2 separate regions of the Homo sapiens genome follow, and region 1 is linked to region 2. Evidence: read pairs that join two places in POLR2A ChIA-PET (ENCODE). Cell type or tissue: OCI-LY7. All regions are shown on one strand. Links, peaks and the distances in the headings refer to the core of each region. The heading gives the core; the rest is flanking DNA. Region 1 has its middle 16 kb from the start of IRAG2. Region 2 overlaps BCAT1 (branched chain amino acid transaminase 1).

What was found. ChIA-PET counts read pairs that join two places held together with the same protein. Peaks named below come from ENCODE experiments on the same cell type or tissue, not always from the same donor. Only the 100,000 strongest peaks of a DNase experiment are listed, where the experiment ranks them.
Region 1: POLR2A ChIA-PET joins it to region 2 with 8 read pairs; 2 of 35 experiments call an interaction of 5 or more read pairs at or near these places.

Annotation. Positions count from the first base shown.
Region 1 is chr12:25,032,069-25,041,290 of GRCh38, reverse strand. It overlaps a transcript of IRAG2 not described here. Among named protein-coding and RNA genes, the nearest start is that of IRAG2, 16 kb to the left of the region's middle. In OCI-LY7, for the core only: no CTCF peak of the experiment used is centred there; no DNase peak of the experiment used is centred there.
Region 2 is chr12:24,926,403-24,935,624 of GRCh38, reverse strand. The region is part of intron 1 of BCAT1 (branched chain amino acid transaminase 1); the gene reads left to right. Among named protein-coding and RNA genes, the nearest start is that of BCAT1, 18 kb to the left of the region's middle. RefSeq lists enhancers at 3,872-4,061, 7,737-8,352. In OCI-LY7, for the core only: no CTCF peak of the experiment used is centred there; a DNase peak (open chromatin) is centred at 3,754; H3K4me3 peaks cover 1,232 bases; H3K27ac peaks cover 1,415 bases.

The DNA.
Region 1 (9,222 bases), core at 1,910-5,909, 110 kb before region 2:
GAAATCCCAACTCCTAAACATGGACTGCAAAGGCTGTGTGTGGCCTGGCCCCTGTCTATCCTTCTGGCCCCACATCCTACCACTGCTTACCCCCCACCCTGCCCCAGCCATGGCGGCTTCTTGCTGCTGCTCAAAAACAACAAGCTCACTACAACCTCAGGCTCCTGGCACCGGCTCCTTGCTCTGCCTGGAACACACCCGGATCATCACATAGCTCACTCCCTCGCCCCACTCAGCTCTCTACTCAATTCATCACTCCTCAGGCAGGACTTTCCTGGCTATTCTCTCTAAAATGCTCCCAGTCATTCTCTGTCTTCTTATCCTGATTTAATTTTCTTTATAACACTCTCTGACATTATATGTTTATTTGTTTGTTATTTGCATCCTTTACTAGATGTTAGTTTCATAGAGGCAGAGATTTCTGTCTTATTTCCTATAATTGCTTATCATCTGGGGTTGGGGAAGGGGTGGAAGCCAGGCAAAGAGCGGACATCCTGACGGATGTCGTACGAATCAAGACTTGTTTCCTCACCAAGGCTTCTGAGAGAACTTTCCTGTCCATGCCTCTCTTTGGCCCACTCAATTATTTCCATTCTTCAGCATTAGAGCCTATTTGTCCCACAGCAGAATGGGAACCTTCTCTTCCTCAGTAAATAGCCCCTAAAAATTTACCTTTAATAAACATTTCCTACCTCATCTAAACAGAATTCTCTCTCATCCTCACAAAATACTCCATTTATTTTCTTTTTCTTTTCTTTTCTCTCTCTCTCTCTCTTTTTTTTTAAGAGGCAGTGTCTTGCTCTGTCTCACAGGCTGCTAGAGTGCACTGGCACAATTATAGCTCACTGTAGCCTCAAACTCCTGGGCTCAATCCTTCCACCTCAACCTCCCAAGTAGCTGAGACTACAGGCATGCATCACCATGCCCAGCTCATTTAAAATTTTTTTTAGAGACAGGGTCTCGCTATGTTGCCCAGGCAGGTCTGAACTCCCAGGCTCAAACTATCCTCCTGTCTTGGCTTCCCAAAGTGCTGGGATTACAGGCATGAGCCGGGGCACCCAGCTATTTACTTATTCATAGCTAAAATCCACAGTCAAATTATTTTGTGTGTAGCCTTTATGTGGCTTTGTCAGTTTTAAATTGTGTCCAAAAGCCAGAGGTTATAACCATCTTATGCTGATAAGGAGTATTTTGCCCAATGCCAGGTTCCCAGAATATTTTTAAAGAATCTTGTATCAGATTTAACAAGTCGATGGTGGGAGATCAACCATCGAAAGGACACAGGTTCTGAAGTCAGACAGAACTAGGTCTGAATCCCAGCTGTCACTTAATCCCAGCTGGGTAACCTTGGGCAAATTATGCAACCTCTCTGGATATAAATATATGTCAGATTCTTAGCACTACATCTGACACAGTAGCCTCTAGACAAATGACACCTACTGTTATTTAACCGGGCTGCTTGTATGTCTAAGTAGGACAATACAGAAGATTCACTCATTTCGAGATGACATTAGTGCAGACCTCTCTCCAAATAGTTCTTTGTTGCTAAATAGAAGAATGTTGCCGGGTGTGGTGGCTCACGCCTGTAATCCCAGCACTTTGGGAGGCCGAGGGGGGCGGATCACGAGGTCAGGAGATCGAGACCATCCTGGTTAACATGGTGAAACCCCGTCTCTACTAAAAATACAAAAAATTAGCTGGGCGTGGTGGCGGGCGCCTGTAGTCCCAGCTACTCGGGAGGCTGAGGCAGGAGAATGGCCTGAACCCGGGAGGCAGAGCTTGCAGTGAGCAGAGATCACGCCACTGCACTCCAGCCTGGGTGACAGAGCGAGACTTCGTCTCAAAAAAAAGAAGAATGTTGACGCTGCCTTTTGTGGAGACGGTATCTGTGTAAGGAAGCTGCGTGTCCACTTAGCCCCCATCTTTTACCACTATGGGGAAGTGTGGGTTCTCTGCTTCTTAGGGAAAGCAGAAGATCATTTTCTTGAGAGTTCCTCTGGTATTCTCTCTCTGGTATCTAGTTTCCTTATATTTGGGGGGAATAAAATAGTTTCTTCTGGCTATTTGCTTCAAGCTTACCTCAGTCTCTAATTACATTTTAAAATTTTGTTCAAGTGAAATATATACCTGTGTTCATTTGCTCATTTGCTCAAAAAGCATTTCTTAAGTAAGTGCTAAGTATGGTCCTAGCAGCTATATAAATGGTAGTTAACAAAAGATATAATCACTGTGCTTATGGTTTCCAGGGTGTAAAAATTTCAAGAATTTCCCCATTATCATAAGAATTGAGGGTAGAGAAAGGATAAGAGGGTAAGTTATTTTATATTTGTTACCATCTATTCCCTATGACTCCATTTAACTGACATTTAGTTGCCCAGTGCCCAACATGATACACTGAGGTCAAACATAAAACCCAGTGGGGAGGAGCCAACAGACCTGGCTTCAAGTTCTAGAGCTTCCATTAGTAACTCTCAGGTCTTAGTCAATTCACTTTATCTCTTCATGCCTTAGTCCTCTGAAAAATTATGAGGTTACTAGAGGCTCTCTAAGGCTTCTTCTGGTAAAAGATTATATTTTGTAATTCCAAATTCCTTCTCTAGGGAAAAAATAACTCAGTATACTGGTTTCCACAGATTTTTTTTTTTTTTTTGAAATGGAGTCTCACTCTGTCACCCAGGCTGGAGTGCAGTAGTGCAATCTCAGCTCACTGAATCTCTGCCTCCCGGGTTCAAGCAATTCTCCTGCATCAGCCTCCCAAGTAGCTGGGATTACAGGCATTACCACCACACCCAGCTAATTTTTGTATTTTTAGTAGAGACAGGGTTTCACCATGTTGGCCAGGTTGGTCTCAAACTCCTGACCTCAGGTGATTCGCCCACCTTAGCCTCCCAAAGTGCTGGGATTACAGGCGTGAGCCACCGCGCTTGGCTGGTTTCCACAGATTTTATAGTTCGTCATTTGCAATTTTGAACATGTAAGTCAATTTCATACTATTTTACAATTCAGAATTATCAAACAGAATATCTTCTCTGAAAAAAGTATCATCTGAAATCAATGTATACAACTTGCAGAAAGTAAACTGAATGCAGTGGCATGATCATAAACATGTCATGTATATAAAGCATGGATTTCTTATATATAAATGATCATCACCTGGCAAGAAATTCTTTTCTGAAATAAAAATATTCCTGCCTGAATCTCTTCAAAATCTCTATTAATTTGGCAAATTCTTTATCAAGAGACTCTTTGTGGTTTCCCAAGATGTTCAGCATTAATATGCAAAGATCTAGCTTCTCTTCCATGATATTGTTGAATTCCTACAAGAAAAGTCACAAAACAAACCCCAGTACTCCAATGTTAAACACGGACAAATGACAGAGGCAATCTAAAAAGCTGTGGACATTCCATCTCAATGGCATACTGGATGCCAAAACTGTATGTCAATGAGTACCAATTCTCAATTGTATGTTAATTAATACCAATTTCCAATTGCCCAGAGATTGACTATCCTATTGGTTATGTCAATGTAACAAGTATGTATAAAGTGCCTATTATGTCCCTAAAACTGAGCTTTGCTTTCTTTTTCTTAAGTTTCCCCTGACAACTTCAGTAGTCATCACAATTGCTTTAGAACAGGATGGGACAAGATAATGCAATAATATCAGTATTTACAGATTATCATATTCACATGTAATCTTAAAAAAATTAGATTGACTGTAATCCCAGCACTTTGGGGGGCTGAGGTGGGTGGATCACCTGAAGTCAGGAGTTTGAGATCAGCCTGGCCAAAATGGTGAAACCCTGTCTCTACTAAAAATACAAAAATTAGCCGGGCGTGGTAGTGCATGCATGTAATCCCAGCTACTTGGGAGTCTGAGGCAGGAGAATCACTTGGACCCAGGAGGCAGAGTTTGCAGTGAGCTAAGATCACGCCACTGCCCTCCAGCTTGGGCAACAGTGAGATTCCTTTTTAAAAAACAAAAACAAAAAAAAATTAGATTGGCAAAGGAGTTGAAATCATATTCCAGAGTTTACTTTTTTCTTTAGCTTAACTTAAGGGGCTGATGGATGCTAGAAAGTGGCTGGCAGTCAAGAAGTAGAGGTAAATAGGTGAGGGACAGATGAAAGAGATACCTTCTCATATGCTTCCTTTCTAATAAAGCTGGGAATAGCTACCTAAGAAGTTCCTGTTTTTCCAATGTTCTGCAAGTTCCTGAGATAGTAAAACCGTCAAAGTCTCAGGAATAAGATTCTGTTACACAGTAATCATTCTTTCAAAGTTAGGCAATTTTAATAGGCTAAGGAAAAATCTTAATTTAGACTAGCCAATTCTTACAAGGAGATAAATGCATTTTTTTCATTAAATCATCTTATTTATTATTTTCTCTCCATCACATCTCACATATCTGCACACTCACTCTCTCTCACATACTTTCCTCACCCTCACACTCATATACACCCCTGGACACACAGTCTATACTCATGATCAGACTAAGATAGCAGAAGACTACAATAAAGTCTTAGAAATGGTACTGTATATACTATTACCTGGCTTAACAAAGTAGAAGAAAAACCAGGAAAATCATAAAATATAAAACACTTACAGTAAGCTGCTCCTCCCACTTTTCTTTCACAGTAATTTCTGGATTAGTTACCCACCGTCGAGAGTTTTCAATGAGGGTTGCAATTTTAGAAATTTCTTCGTGCTGAAAAAAGAGTTCCACATCTTCAACTAGGAAGACATATGCTATTATATAATCAGAATCCATTGAGACCAAAATTCTACTATATAGGTAACTCAGGAAAATACCAGAATACGTTCCTTTGCATCTAATGCCCCCAGTGACTTTCTTTTATTCCAGGATGTTGCCATGTGTATATGCTATATCATCAGGTGCTCTATACATGTTGAATATATACAGAGAGAATCATTTTCCAGAACAAACCCCATCTTTTTAAATAGAAGAAAACAACCATTTTCACTTATTTTTACCGTTCTAAAATGTACCAAAATGTACAAAATGTAAAATGTACCAAAATGTACCAAACTAAATGCTACCTACTATATGCTAGGCACTATGAAAGGGACTGGCAATACCAGTATGAAAATATTGTTCTCTGATTTCTCCAATCATCCAGAGTTTCCAGTGAAAAGTCAAAATGGAGAAAGGAATACCAGCCATTAACCAGAAGAAAATTTAAAGAAGGAAACTGTTCAATAGATACCATGTCTTCAGCCCTTTGATACTAAAGATTAGCTCACAGGAAAAAATAACCTCAAGCAATCCGTATCTAATGGTCAATCTGTTAGCCCTGATTGACCCAGAACTAAAAGGCCAGCTTCAGAAAGGTTTGAGAAAAACCTTCGCTTTTCAGAGTGTATTAATTTGGGTCTCAGCAGCACACAGATACATTTGGACTCAGCAAACAGGTTGCAGGTCAGTTATCTGCAGATATTGCCAGCCAAAACGGAACACCATGATAAAGGTATGTTATACGATACCAGCTTCTGAAGCGTGGCTGTGAATTCCACTGCCTTCTGTGCGGGCTCTCTTAGTAATAGCAGCATTTCCTGATCCATCATGGCGTCCAGAGATGACAAGTTGATTACATTGTGCTGCCTTTCTGTTTCAGTGTTCTGAAACAAGGATCGAAATGCCCACAATTGACATCTGAATAAAGAACATTCATTACTTTCACTTAACAAAAATGATGCTCATGAGTTAATGTCATTGTCCTTGTCATTTGGTTCTCAATAGTCTTGTGAAATTCTCCTACATCCTAAAAAAGCTGTTGATATTTTCTCTCTGGGATGGCTCCAATTGAACATTTATTCTGTCTTAAGGAAAACTCATTATCAATAGATGACATTTACATGCTGATGATATAAACGGTTATGGCTCTAATTTTAACATAAAAATAGGTAAAGAAATACCCAGGGGGAAAAAATTGATGGAGAAGGGCTGCTCCATCAATCCCACTGAAAACAGGTTGGCTTCTTTTGTCTCCCTTCCATTCATAAAAGACCATATGATGTTTCACAAAGTACATTCCCTATACTTCTCTCAAAATCTCTGCCTCCTGTCATATTTTAAATATATGACCCAAGTCTTCTTTTTGCTGCCTGTTGAAAAGGTTACAGGACTCTTACTTTGAGATTCTAGTTAGAAGACAAACTTCCCAACTCATCAGTGGGTAAACCTCAGAGCCAGAACTTTGCCGGCTGATAACCTTCCTGTTTAGAACTATAGAACTTTCTGGGCTGGCATCTTGACATCATTATTATCTCAGAGGACTGAGGATAAAAACACACTGCTGTGGCAGATTTGCCACAGTTTCATTCAGTCTGGCAGTTTGGCTTGGTTTCAAAAACACAGTGAAATGATGAGTATTTGAAACAGAATGTCAGGAAAGCACAGCCCTCAGCAGAATGTCCAGGGCTGCCGGAGATGGCTTCAGATGAAGGCAGCATATGTTGTCCCTGCATCCTTGGCAGAAGCAATTCAAATAGCGTTTGCCCAAAGGCATTCTTTCTCTCCTTTCAAGGTGGCATCACAGCTGTCAACAGGAGAACATTCTGACATATCTATCGTCCACAGATAGGAAGAGACCATCAAATGGTGAAAAGAAAGCATTTTTCTAAATAAAGCATTTCTGAGCATAACAAGCACAAAACTGGAGAATACAAAGGAATGAAAATATAGCATAAGGGAGTCAGAACATCTTTATCCCCGAGAAGGTTTTTAAAATATTTCTTCCCATGTTATAAAGTACTGGGTCTACCAAACAAATGGAAATTGTTTAAACTAATAAATTCATTTTGCCACTTTAAAATTAACCAAAACACATGTAAGAAAATGCTAGTTTCTGTTCAGAATGTAATAATCAATGTCATTAATTTGGGCTGATACAATTATAATCTAAAGCAAATAAATTTGGTATTGTTTCTGGGCATCTTTATTTTTTGATAAATATATTTACTTTCAGGGTTTGGAAAATTCTAAAAAATAACTCATGGATATCTACTGCTACCTTTGGGATCCCAGGCTGGGGAATCAGGGCAGGTAGTCTGTCCTGTCAAGAAAACAAAGATTTCTAAAGTCCCAAAGTCCCTGAATGCACACTTCCACAAACCTTCAACCTTGCTGTAGCTTTCGGCCGTAACTTGAAAATGGTCCTTTCTCCCCAAGCTAAGAAACTTTAGACTTGGACTCTAAGAACTATCAGCACATTCTCTCAGTGTCACTGGTAGTTTTTGGCAAGCTGTGAACCTTCATTAAATCATAAGCTATCACATGGGGTAGTTATCTTTCAAAGCTTTCCATCTTCTTATAATGACCTACCTCTGCAGACTGAGCAAGAGTGAGTTCGTAATGTAAAGACTTTTCTCCTTCAGAGATGATACTGTTACACTCTCCATTAACATTCAACTGGATCCCATTTCTTGAGAAAAACAAAAACAATAGTCTAGTTAGGTGTGCCTCCAACATTACGTTTGAAGTCAACAGAATATAGGGTCCATTTATCACGAAACAATCAGTGCCATGTGCCAAGGATTGTATAATGTGCTTGGGAATAGGGAGAGTGATCAGAAATTGTCTCTGTCCTCCAGGAGCTGCACAGACTGGTGAGTCTAGGAGGTCATACACCAGGCCACAGTTTTTAAAAGAATTGGTACCAACAGTTAAAAATCAGAAAATGTCACTTAAAAATCTGGATTTCTGGCTTTTCTTCCAAAATCAGAAGATGTGGCCAGATTAGGTCCATACCGTTTTGATGTCACAATTAGTTGGAGCTAAACAGAGTAACCCCTTTGCCTTTATATCGGTAATGCACTTATCTCCTTTTCCATTTGCATAATGTAGATGCGTGCATATTCCATTAGCTTTACTCATTTTTGTTATCTGAGTGGCTCCTGTGGATCCTGGACTAGCATATTACTCACATTCAGAAACAAATAATTATCATACAGGATGATGTGTGTTAGGAAAGAGGTGAGAACAAGGTGCCATGCTTACATTCAAAACAATTACTTAGGCCAGGCTGGGTGGCTCACACCTGTAATCCCAGCACTTTGAGAGGCCGAGGCAGGCAGATCATGAAGTCAGGAGTTCGAGACCAGCCTGGCCAACATGGTGAAACCCCATCTCTACTAAAAATACAAAAATTAGCCAGGCATGGTGGCATATGCCTGTAGTCCCAGCTTACTGGGGGACTGAGACAGAAGAATTGCTTGAACTCAGGAGGTGGAGGTTGCAGCGGGCCGAGATCACGCCACTGCACTCCAGCCTGGGTGACAGAGCAAGACTCCACCTCCAAAAAAAAAAAAAAAGAAAGAAAGAGTTACTTAGTTCCAGGGTAAGGGAAAAGCAAGCAAGGGAAAGTCAACACAATGGACTGAATGTTTGTTTGCCCCCCATTATTTCATATATTGAATTCCTAACCCCAATGCGATGGTATTTGGAAATGGAACACTTGGAAGGTAATTAAGTTATGAGGTTGGAGCCCTCATGAATGGGATTAGTGTCCTTATAAGAAGAAGCCAAAGAGTTAGCTAACTGCTTTTCCTCCATGCTTGTACAAGGATAAGTCGGCAATCTGCAACTTAGTACAGGGCCCTCACTAGAACTCAACCCTGCTGGCATCCTGATCTTGGAGTTCCAGCCTCCAAAACTGTAAGAAATAAATGAGTATTATTGAAGCCACACAGTCTATGGTATTTTGTCATAGCATCCTGAGCTGTCTAAGACAATCAGGGGTCATAGAAAACTCACAAAGAAGTTCTCATGGAGAAAAATAGAGAAAATATCACATACAAACGTATAGAAGAAAAGAATGTGGCACATACAAAGCTCAATTGGGCCAATAATGTAGGGTAGAGGAACAAGAGAGGAGGCTGGCAAGGGTTGCCCTCTACTTACGTGATGAGTGCCTGTTGCAAGTGCTGTAACTCATGAGCCAGTTTACTTTTTTCCCCTCGTAAATTCTGGAATCGCACACAACATTAGGCTGTACATGTTACTCTAGTGGGGAATTTACATTTAACAAGCCCACCTTGCAAGGTGTGAGATTAATAATAACAGGTATACCTCTATAATGCTTCCATATTCTATGATGGTTGATTTAAGTTCTTCTATATATAAGCCTTTCTGAAAAGTAGAAGAGAGAAATAATAGCAAAAAAGTAATGGGTCCACCAAATCATATATATTAGACTATTAAT
Region 2 (9,222 bases), core at 2,025-6,024:
TGATGACTTGGGAAATTCTCAGGATACCTGGTTTGTAAAAGATGCTAGAATTAGAAGATTCATTGTCAGGAAAGTGTGCTCTGGAGAGGAAGCCAAGGGTGAGTTCCTTGTGGCGTAGGTTAGGGGCTGTGGCAGGGATGCAGGGAAGAGATGATGGTGACTTGGACTAGGGGTCTGACGGGGTATGGGAAAATAGAGAGGAATGAGTTGATTCTGTTGGGACTTTGTATTGAGTTCCTTGATTCCATAAGTGGAAACACATGTAGAGCTCTCTTTCCTGGCCACCTAAGCTCTCTGACCATATCCCTGACTCTCTCCAGAATGCCTTGGCTTCATGTCCACGTGAGGACAAATCATATTTTTCTGCATTTTGCGTGCTGGATTCCTCTCTGGACTAAAGATCCAATGAGAGGTGGTTTCTAGCTTTCTGCTCTTTCCCACAACACTCCGTCAGTGAGTCTTCTGGATGTCCTATAGGCAACTCACTGGATCCACTTGGTCTGTGGAAGAATCACTACCACATCCATTTCACCTTGGGCACAGACTAGAAGGTGAGGCAGTCATGTCCTGCAGTCACTGGGTAGCTTACAAGTGCTAATACAGCAATAGCTTAATTAGAGAGAGAGAGAAGAAGAAGAATGTTATGGAGCCTGTTTCTAGAGAGGAAACCACAATATCTTGATCAAGAGACCCTAAAACTGGAAGAACCAGAGCAGCTGGTATCAAAATGTGGAAAAAACTGAGATGTGGCAAGTGGTACAACTGATAGCCAAGGAGGAAAAATTTGTATCCCCCTGTAATCCCAGCACTTTGGGAGGCTGAAACAGGTGGATCACCTGAGGTCAGGAGTTCGAGACCAGCCTGGCCAATATGGTGAAACCCTGTCTCTACTAAAAATACAAAAATTAGCTGGGCGTGGTGGTGTGCACCTATAGTCCCAGCTACTTGGGAGGCTGAGGCAGGAAAATTGCTTGAACCTGGGAGCAGAGGTTGCAGTGAGCCAAGATCGCACCACTGCACTCCAGCCTGGGTGACAAGAGTTAAACTCTGTCTCAAAAAAATAAAAAGAAAAGTTTGTACCCTCTTCTTTTCTCTTGCCTCAGGATAACTGAGATTCTTATAATGCATTTATTGAACAAATATTTGAGGAGTACTCATTATGTAAGCATCAGACACTGCTCAAGGTCTTGAGGCTGTGAGGGTGTATTAGTCCGTTTTCACACTGCTATAAAGAACTACCTGAGACTGGGTGATTTATAAAGAAAAGAGGTTTAACTGAATTACAGTTCATCATGGCCAGAAAGGCCTCAGGAAACTTACAATCATGGCAGAAGGTGAAGAGGAAGCAAGGCACATCTTACATGGTGGCAGGAGACACAGTGAGAAGGGAGAAGTGCCACACTTTTAAACCATCAGATCTTATGATGATATAGGAGTTAAGAAGAAATCACTTAGGTAGATAGTGAGGGTACGGGAGTCCTTGGTAAGGCTTTTCTTTTAAATGAAAAGCAGCCCCACACATAGACAAGCAAGCTGGGAGCTTGCACGGGTGAATGCCGGCAGAAACTAGGAACCAGACACGTTAAGATGGCGGCTCCATTTTCCCTTCTCTGCCAGCCAAGTGTACAGTAAGGAGCAGACAAGCTGGTGCCGGCCAAGAGGAGAATTCATGTGCATAATAAGATTAGGGTGGGGTGACCAGCCTTCCCAGTGCGCTATGTGAACATCATACCTGATTGAACCAATCTGTGAGCCCTATGTAAATCAGACACCACCTCCTCAAGCCTGACTATAAAATCTGGTGCATTCGCCACCCGCCGGTGTTTCCTCTCAGAAGTCCCCTCTCTCTCATTAGAGAGAGGGCTGTTTTCCTTTCTCCTTCTTCTGCCTATTAACCTGTGCTCCTAAACTCCCTGTGTGTGTCTGTTCTGAATTTTCCCGGCATGAGAGGATGAACCTGGGGTATATACCCCAGAAAACATAGCCACTTAAGTGAGAACTCACTCACTATTCACCCCCAAGATCCAATCACCTTCGACCAGGTTCCTCCCCTGGCGTGAGGGGATTAAAATTCCACATGAGGTTTGAGTAGGGACACAGAGCCAAACCAAACCATATCAGAGGGTGAAGAGCAGGTAAAGTTGCAGCTCTCCTGCAACTTGCAGGGAAAGGCCATATAACACATGGTTATGAGCACAAACTGGGACTGGACTGCAGGTGTGTGAGCCCCAGCTTTGCTATTGAGTGACCACCAGCAAGTTATTAAACTGTGCCTCAGTTTTTTTGTTTATGAAATGGTGGTATTAGTACAACCCACCTCTCATGGATGATGTGAGGATTAAATAAAATAACATGTTGCCAGGCACAGTGGTGCACACCTGTAATCTCGGCACATTGGGAGGCTGAGGCCCGAGGGTTACTTGAGGTTAGAAGCCTGAGACCTGCCTGGCCAACATAGCGAAACCTCATCTCTGCTTAAAATACAAAAAAAAAAAAAAAAAAAAAAAAAAAAAAAGGCCAGGCGTGGTGGCTCATGCTTGTAATCCCAGCACTTTGGGAGGCCGAGGCGGGTGGATCACAAGGTCAGGAGTTTGAGACCAGCCTGGCCAATATGGTGAATCCCCGTCTCTACTAAAAATACAAAAATTAGCCAAGTGTGGTGGTGGGCACCTGTAGTCCCAGCTACTCGGGAGGCTGAGGCAGGAGAATCACTTGAACCTGGGAGGCAGAAGTTGCAGTGAGCCGAGGTTGCGCCACTGCACTCCAGCCTGGGCGACGGAGCGAGACTCCATCTCAAAACAAAACAAAAAAACCAAAAAAATTAACCAGGCATGGTGGCACACACCTGTAATCCCAGCTACTCAGGAGGCTGAGGCAGGAGAATCACTTGAACCCAGGAGGTGGAGGTTGCAGTGAGTTAAGATTGTGCCACTGCACTCCAGCCTGTGCGATAGAAGGAGACAGTCTGCAACAAAGATCCAAAAACAAATATAAAGCACTTATAACAGGGTCTGGTCTGAAATAAGTACTATGTAAGTACTGTAAGTATTAACTAATATTATTACAATTTATCCTCATATAGTAACATATCAAATATTTTCAGTCAGTGATGCAATATGAATAAAATGAAATGATGCAGTAGTGACAGAACTGAGAGAAAGCTGGTACAAATTTATACTGACTGGTCAGGGAAAGCTTCACAGAAAAGGTGAACTTTCAGCTGACACCTGAGTACCATGGTCTGGAGGTAAGAGTGTCCCATGCATATGGAACAGCAAATGAAACTTCCCAGAGCATAATCTGAGAGGGGAGATTTCAGGAGTGGAGCCACATCATTGAAGTTCCTTAGTCCTGGTAAGTGTGGATTTTATTCTAAGTGTGGTGAAATGCCCCTGAGAGGTTTTGAGTAGTAGATGGAATTCCATTTTTAAAAGTCACTGGTGAGTCAAGTAGTGTACTATGGTTACATTTTTTTCCCCTTATACCTCATTTTGTTTTTCCTGCAGTTAATTCTTGCATTATTTCCTTTTATTTACTTACCTTACTATATATTTATTATGAATTCTTTCCAATTCCCAACTTCCTGACAGCCTCTCAATGTAATTTTACTTAGGTTAAATGTATCTGACAGTTCATTTTCTTTTTTGTCTCTGTACTCTTTCTGCTACCATTCTCATTCTTGCACTAATTTGTGCTGGTTTCTCTCTGAGCCAGCTGCACAGCTGCCTGCCTAAGACTTCCTCTTGGCATCTTTTACCCTCTCTCTGTGTTACATCCCCGGTTTTCTGAATCGTGTGGCGTTCTCCTTTTTACTTTACTTCCTCATTTGTGTTGCACGTATGCTCTAGTTGTTTTTAGATAAAGAGTGCATCAGAGGTAGATGTTTTGATTCCTTACATGCCTGACTTTTTGTTCTACTTTTGCTCTAGGTTAATACTTGATTTTGAATAATATCCTAGGTTAGAAATGATTTTTCGTCAGAATTTTAAGGGAATTGCTTTTCTGTTGTCTAGTTTCCTGTGTTACTGATAGGAAGTCCAAAGGGGCTCGTATTTCAGGTCCTTTTTATGTGTAACCTGTTTTTTGTTCCTTGAGGTATTCAGGGTCTCTTTTTATTGCTAATTTGGGGAGCTTTATCATAACATGGGTCCTTAGTCATTCATCCTAGAAAATTTTCCTTTCCTATATCTTTGATGATTTCGTCTCCTCTGCTTTCCCTCTTTTCTCATTCTTAAACTTCTATTTGTTTGACATTAGACCTCCTTGTTTGATCTTCTAATTTAATTTTTCTCTCCTAGTGTCCAATTTTTGAGGTGGGAGAAAGATCTCATCAATGTTATCTTTCAGCCTTTCCCCTGAATTTTAAAATTTTACTCTTCATATTTCTTCTGATTAATCCTTTAAAAAAATAGCATCCTGGGCCAGGTGCAGTGGCTCACACCTGTAATCCCAGCACTTTGGAAGGCTGAGCGGGGAGTGGATCACCTGAGGTCAGGAGCTCAAGACCAGTCTGGCCAACATGATGAAACCCTGTCTCTACTAAAAATACAAAAACTTAGCCAGGCGTGGTGGTGGGCTCCTGTAGTCCCAGCTACTTGGGAGGCTGAGACAGGAGAATCACCAGAACCTGGGAGGTGGAGGTTGTAGTGAGCTGAGATTGTGTGCCATTGTACTCCAACCTGGGTGACAGAGCAAGACTCTATCTCAAAAAAAAAAAAAAAAAAAAAAGGGCCCTGTTCCACTGAGGCTTCAGTGCGGAGCATGGAGGGATACTACCTCCAAATTCCAAACACGTTTGACACATCTAAAGAACCTTCTAAAGGATGACTAAACTAATTCTGCAAGCTTTAGCCTCTAACTTATCTCCAATTTATATTTAATAGAAGGCTGGAAATTGAACAGAAAGGAAATAAGATTATTTGGAAATAAAAAATTGTCAGCCAAGCAAGGAGAGCTTGGCATTTCTGGAAACTTCTTTACCCTGGAAGAGGTAAAAAAGTGATTCTCCCATTCCCCCAACAGGGCATTCACTAAAAATTAAGTGAGAAATGCTTTGCCTAGAGGATCTGTAGCTTGCGAACACTTGACTTGTGCCACTGGTGTACGGAACATAGCAGTGTCAGCTCTGCCCTGGGACAGTCAAGGCTGGCTGGTGCTGCCTGTGGTTAGAGTCAAGAGAGGGGTCTTCAGTGGGTGCAGTTTGCAGTTCCAGAGTTTAGTAGAGCAAAGACGTCATGAACTATGTGAACTCTGAGGAAAGGTGTCATAGAAACACCTCAAAAGGACACTGTCTAAGAAGGCTACTTGCTGGGGCAAGGAGACCCCAGGGGTCAGAGGCTGTGTAGGGAATAATGCCAGAGCTGGGGTTGAAGGAGAATCCTTAGAGGTGAGACAGAATGTGCATCATTGCAGTGGGGCTGTGCAAGGCAGTGGTCTCCACAGGAGGTGAGGACAAGGGGGAGGGGAGGTTGTGAAGAATCCGTAAGTGACCATGATGCAATAGAAAGCCAGAATTTGGGCATTTGCCATAGGAGAGGGCCCCCAGTGCCAGATTATAATGGTCACAGACAAATGAGATTTTTAACCATTTCCTCTAATTCATGGTCCACACTTAACCCCGTGGGTCCTGGAAACAGCAGCTGGAGAATGGAGAGGAAAGTGATGTGGGAGAGAGAAAACTTTCTTTACCCTTTTCATAACTGAGTTTATGAAGTAAACTGACAGTAGAAAGATAAATAGGAGAAAAGACATAAATTTATTTTGTGCGTACACATGGGAGTCCCATAAAATATGAGACTCAAAGAAAGGCCAGATGATTGAAGTTTATATAGTATTCCTGAGCTACAGAAAAGGAATCAGGGCTTGGGGCTTATTGAGGGGAGGTGGTGACAGGTTATAAGAGGGTGAGGAGAGGAAGTGTATAGCAAGCATAGGTTGTCTTGTTATGCAGATAAAAAGTCTCTCAGGTGATAAAAGTTGTCTCAGAGTCCCCCATCAGAAGAATAGGTAATAGCCTGTGACAAGGTCTACCTGTCCAATCTTCTCCCTGGTGATAAAATCTTCCCTGGTTGATGAGATTCTTATCAAAGTTTTTTTCTTTATAGATATAAATTTTGTTTACAAAAAGACAGTTTTTCAGAGCTACTCCTGTGTCTACAGTGTCTCAGAATAACTAACTGGAAATACATCAAATAAGCATATCCTGATGTGGCATATTCTGGTCATATTTTGGGATGGTGCGTCCTGAGCTCCAATGCTGAAAAAACAGGAACCCCATTTCTGTTGGATGTGCCAACCTAAAATAATCAAAAGGGTCAGAATCTAGTTTAAAGATACTTTATTCAAGTGCAAAGTTTAAGGACAGTGCTAGGGAAACACGGATCCCAAAGAATGGAAGTCAGCGTTCTGAACTTTAGAAGTTTGGGATTGTTTATAGAGAGAGAGTTTAGGGAAGCTTAACAGAATTTCAACATCTTTCTGTGTAAGGCTTAATGCCTAGTTACAATGATCTGATTAGTCAAGGTGGTCACTTTCATTTGAGAAAGGCATATTTAACATTTCACGGGCTGGGAGCGGTGGTTCATGCCTGTAATCTCAGCACTTTGGGAGGCCGAGGCGGGCAGATCATCTGAGGTCAGGAGTTCGAGGCCAGCCTGGCCAATATGGGGAAACCCCTTCTCTACTAAAAATACAATACAATAAAATAAAATAAAATAAAAAAAATTAGCCGGGCATGGTGCACGTGCCTGTAATCCCAGCTACTTGGGAAGCTGAGGCAGGAGAATTGCTTGAACCTGGGAGGCAGAGGTTGTGGTGAGCTGAGATTGCACCATTGCACTCCAGCCTGGGCAACAAGAATGAAACTCCATCTCAAACAACAACAACAACAACAACAACAACAACAACAACAACAACAACAAACATTTCACACTGAAGGTGTAACAGTCATGGGTTTGTATTTTCGTTTTTCTTGGTTTTTTTTTTTTTTTTTTGAGACTGTCTCGCTCTGTATTGCAGGCTGGCATGGCACAATCACAGCTCGCTGCAGCTTCGATTTTGTGGGCTCAAGTGATCCTACCACCTCAGTCTCCCGACTAGCTGGGACCACAGTCATGTGCCACCACACCCGGCTAATTTATTTTTTATTTCTTATAGAGACCAGATCCCCCTTTTGCCCAGGCTGGTCTCAAACTCCTGGACTCAAACAATTCTCCTGCCTCAGCCTCCCAAAGTGCCTGGATTACAGGCATGGGCTACTGTGCTCATCCCATGGGGTCTTTTGTGCCAACTGGTGTGAGTTAGGTACAGGACAATAAAGGAGGCAGTTAATCCATTAATCCATAACAAAGATCAGTGAAGGGGGAAGGTCTGGTCTCTGGTCTCTCCTAGTCATTTACAGAACTAGAACGATGAGAAGAGAGTGAATCTATAACCTAAGAAGCAGAATTGCAAACATGCTATGTGACTCAGTTTCCAGTACTTAACTTCTCCCTTGGCATAATAAATAATTTTAGAGAGTTTTAAGAATTTTGTTTTCTTTTACAGATGTTAACAACCTCAGCTTGCTGGGGGCTGGTGGTGGTGGCTGCTCAGACAGTAAAGCATTGAATGCAATGTGAGGTCAAAGTTTTATTACAGATCATACCGGTCTTTTAAGTACTTGCAGCAAGATTTTCCTAATACTTAAAAGTGACTGGAAACTCAATAGGATCAGTGTGATCTTCTCCAGATAGGGATGGTAGATTTTTGAAAGTGGGTGTGAAGGGCAGTAATGAGAGAAAAATAAAACTATTTCTGGTTGTACTCTCCCAAGTCAAGGTCATTCAATGAATGGTTATATAGATTTGCATCAAAAGTCCCTGTTTTCAGCCTCACCTTTGGAAACACCTGGATTCTCTATTCTGAGACTTTCTGAGATGAGGGAAAGGTGGCTTCTCATCAGTATCTCCTTCTTTGTGCAATACAGTTTCAGTTCTTTCTAATCTACAGAGTTAGTTCCTTCTCTACTGTCAGCTTTCTACCTTCCAAAATGTGTTAATGTCACTCATTATCATGTTTCCCATTCTCTTTCCCTTATGGTTTAAACTTTAAAAGACAATGGTATTTGTTTAAGTGAATATCTAAAAAGATGTGGAGAAAGATTCATGTGTTCAGTCTACCATGTTTAATTGGAGTCACTGGTAGATTTTTAAGGAAAAATAACATTCTAGGTTTTTCCAGTATTGCTATGTAGCTTGTCTATGTAGATCACCTTGCATTCTTCTGTTTCTCTCTTATAACTTGATTTTTTTCTTTTCTTTTCTTTTCTTTTTTTTTCGAGACAGAGTCTCACTTTGTCACCCAGGCTGGAGTACAGTGGCACAATCTCGTCTCATTGCTGCCTCCATCTCCTGGGTTCAAGTGATTCTCCCACCTCACCTTCCCAAATAGCCGGGATTACAGACATCTTATAACTTGATTTTTACTCATTTCATTATCATCCAAGAGATGAAATTTAACTCAAAGCAAATGACTATTGTTTCAAATACAAATCTTAATCAGGGAGAAAAGATTATAACTTATAGTTGAACTGGGGTTTGGAGATTATATGTGTTTTTTAAAATTATTCTGTCCCACATGTAACATACAAGTGAGGATTTTAAAAATTTGTCTGCAGTTTTTTTTTTTTTAATTGATCATTCTTGGGTGTTTCTCGCAGAGGGGGATTTGGCAGGGTCATAGGACAATAGTGGAGGGAAGGTCAGCAGATAAACGAGTGAACAAAGGTCTCTGGTTTTCCTAGGCAGAGGACCCTGCGGCCTTCCGCAGTGTTTGTGTCCCTGGGTACTTGAGATTAGGGAGTGGTGATGACTCTTAAAGAGCATGCTGCCTTCAAGCATCTGTTTAACAAAGCACATCTTGCACCGCCCTTAATCCATTTAACCCTGAGTGGACACAGCACATGTTTCAGAGAGCACCGGGTTGGGGGTAAGGTCATAGATCAACAGCATCCCAAGGCAGAAGAATTTTTCTTAGTACAGAACAAAATGGAGTCTCCTATGTCTACTTCTTTCTACACAGACACAGCAACAATCTGATTTCTCTATCTTTTCCCCACATTTCCCCCTTTTCTATTCCACAAAACCGCCATTGTCATCATGGCCCGTTCTCAATGAGCTGTTGGGTACACCTCCCAGACGGGGTGGCGGCCGGGCAGAGGGGCTCCTCACTTCCCAGAAGGGG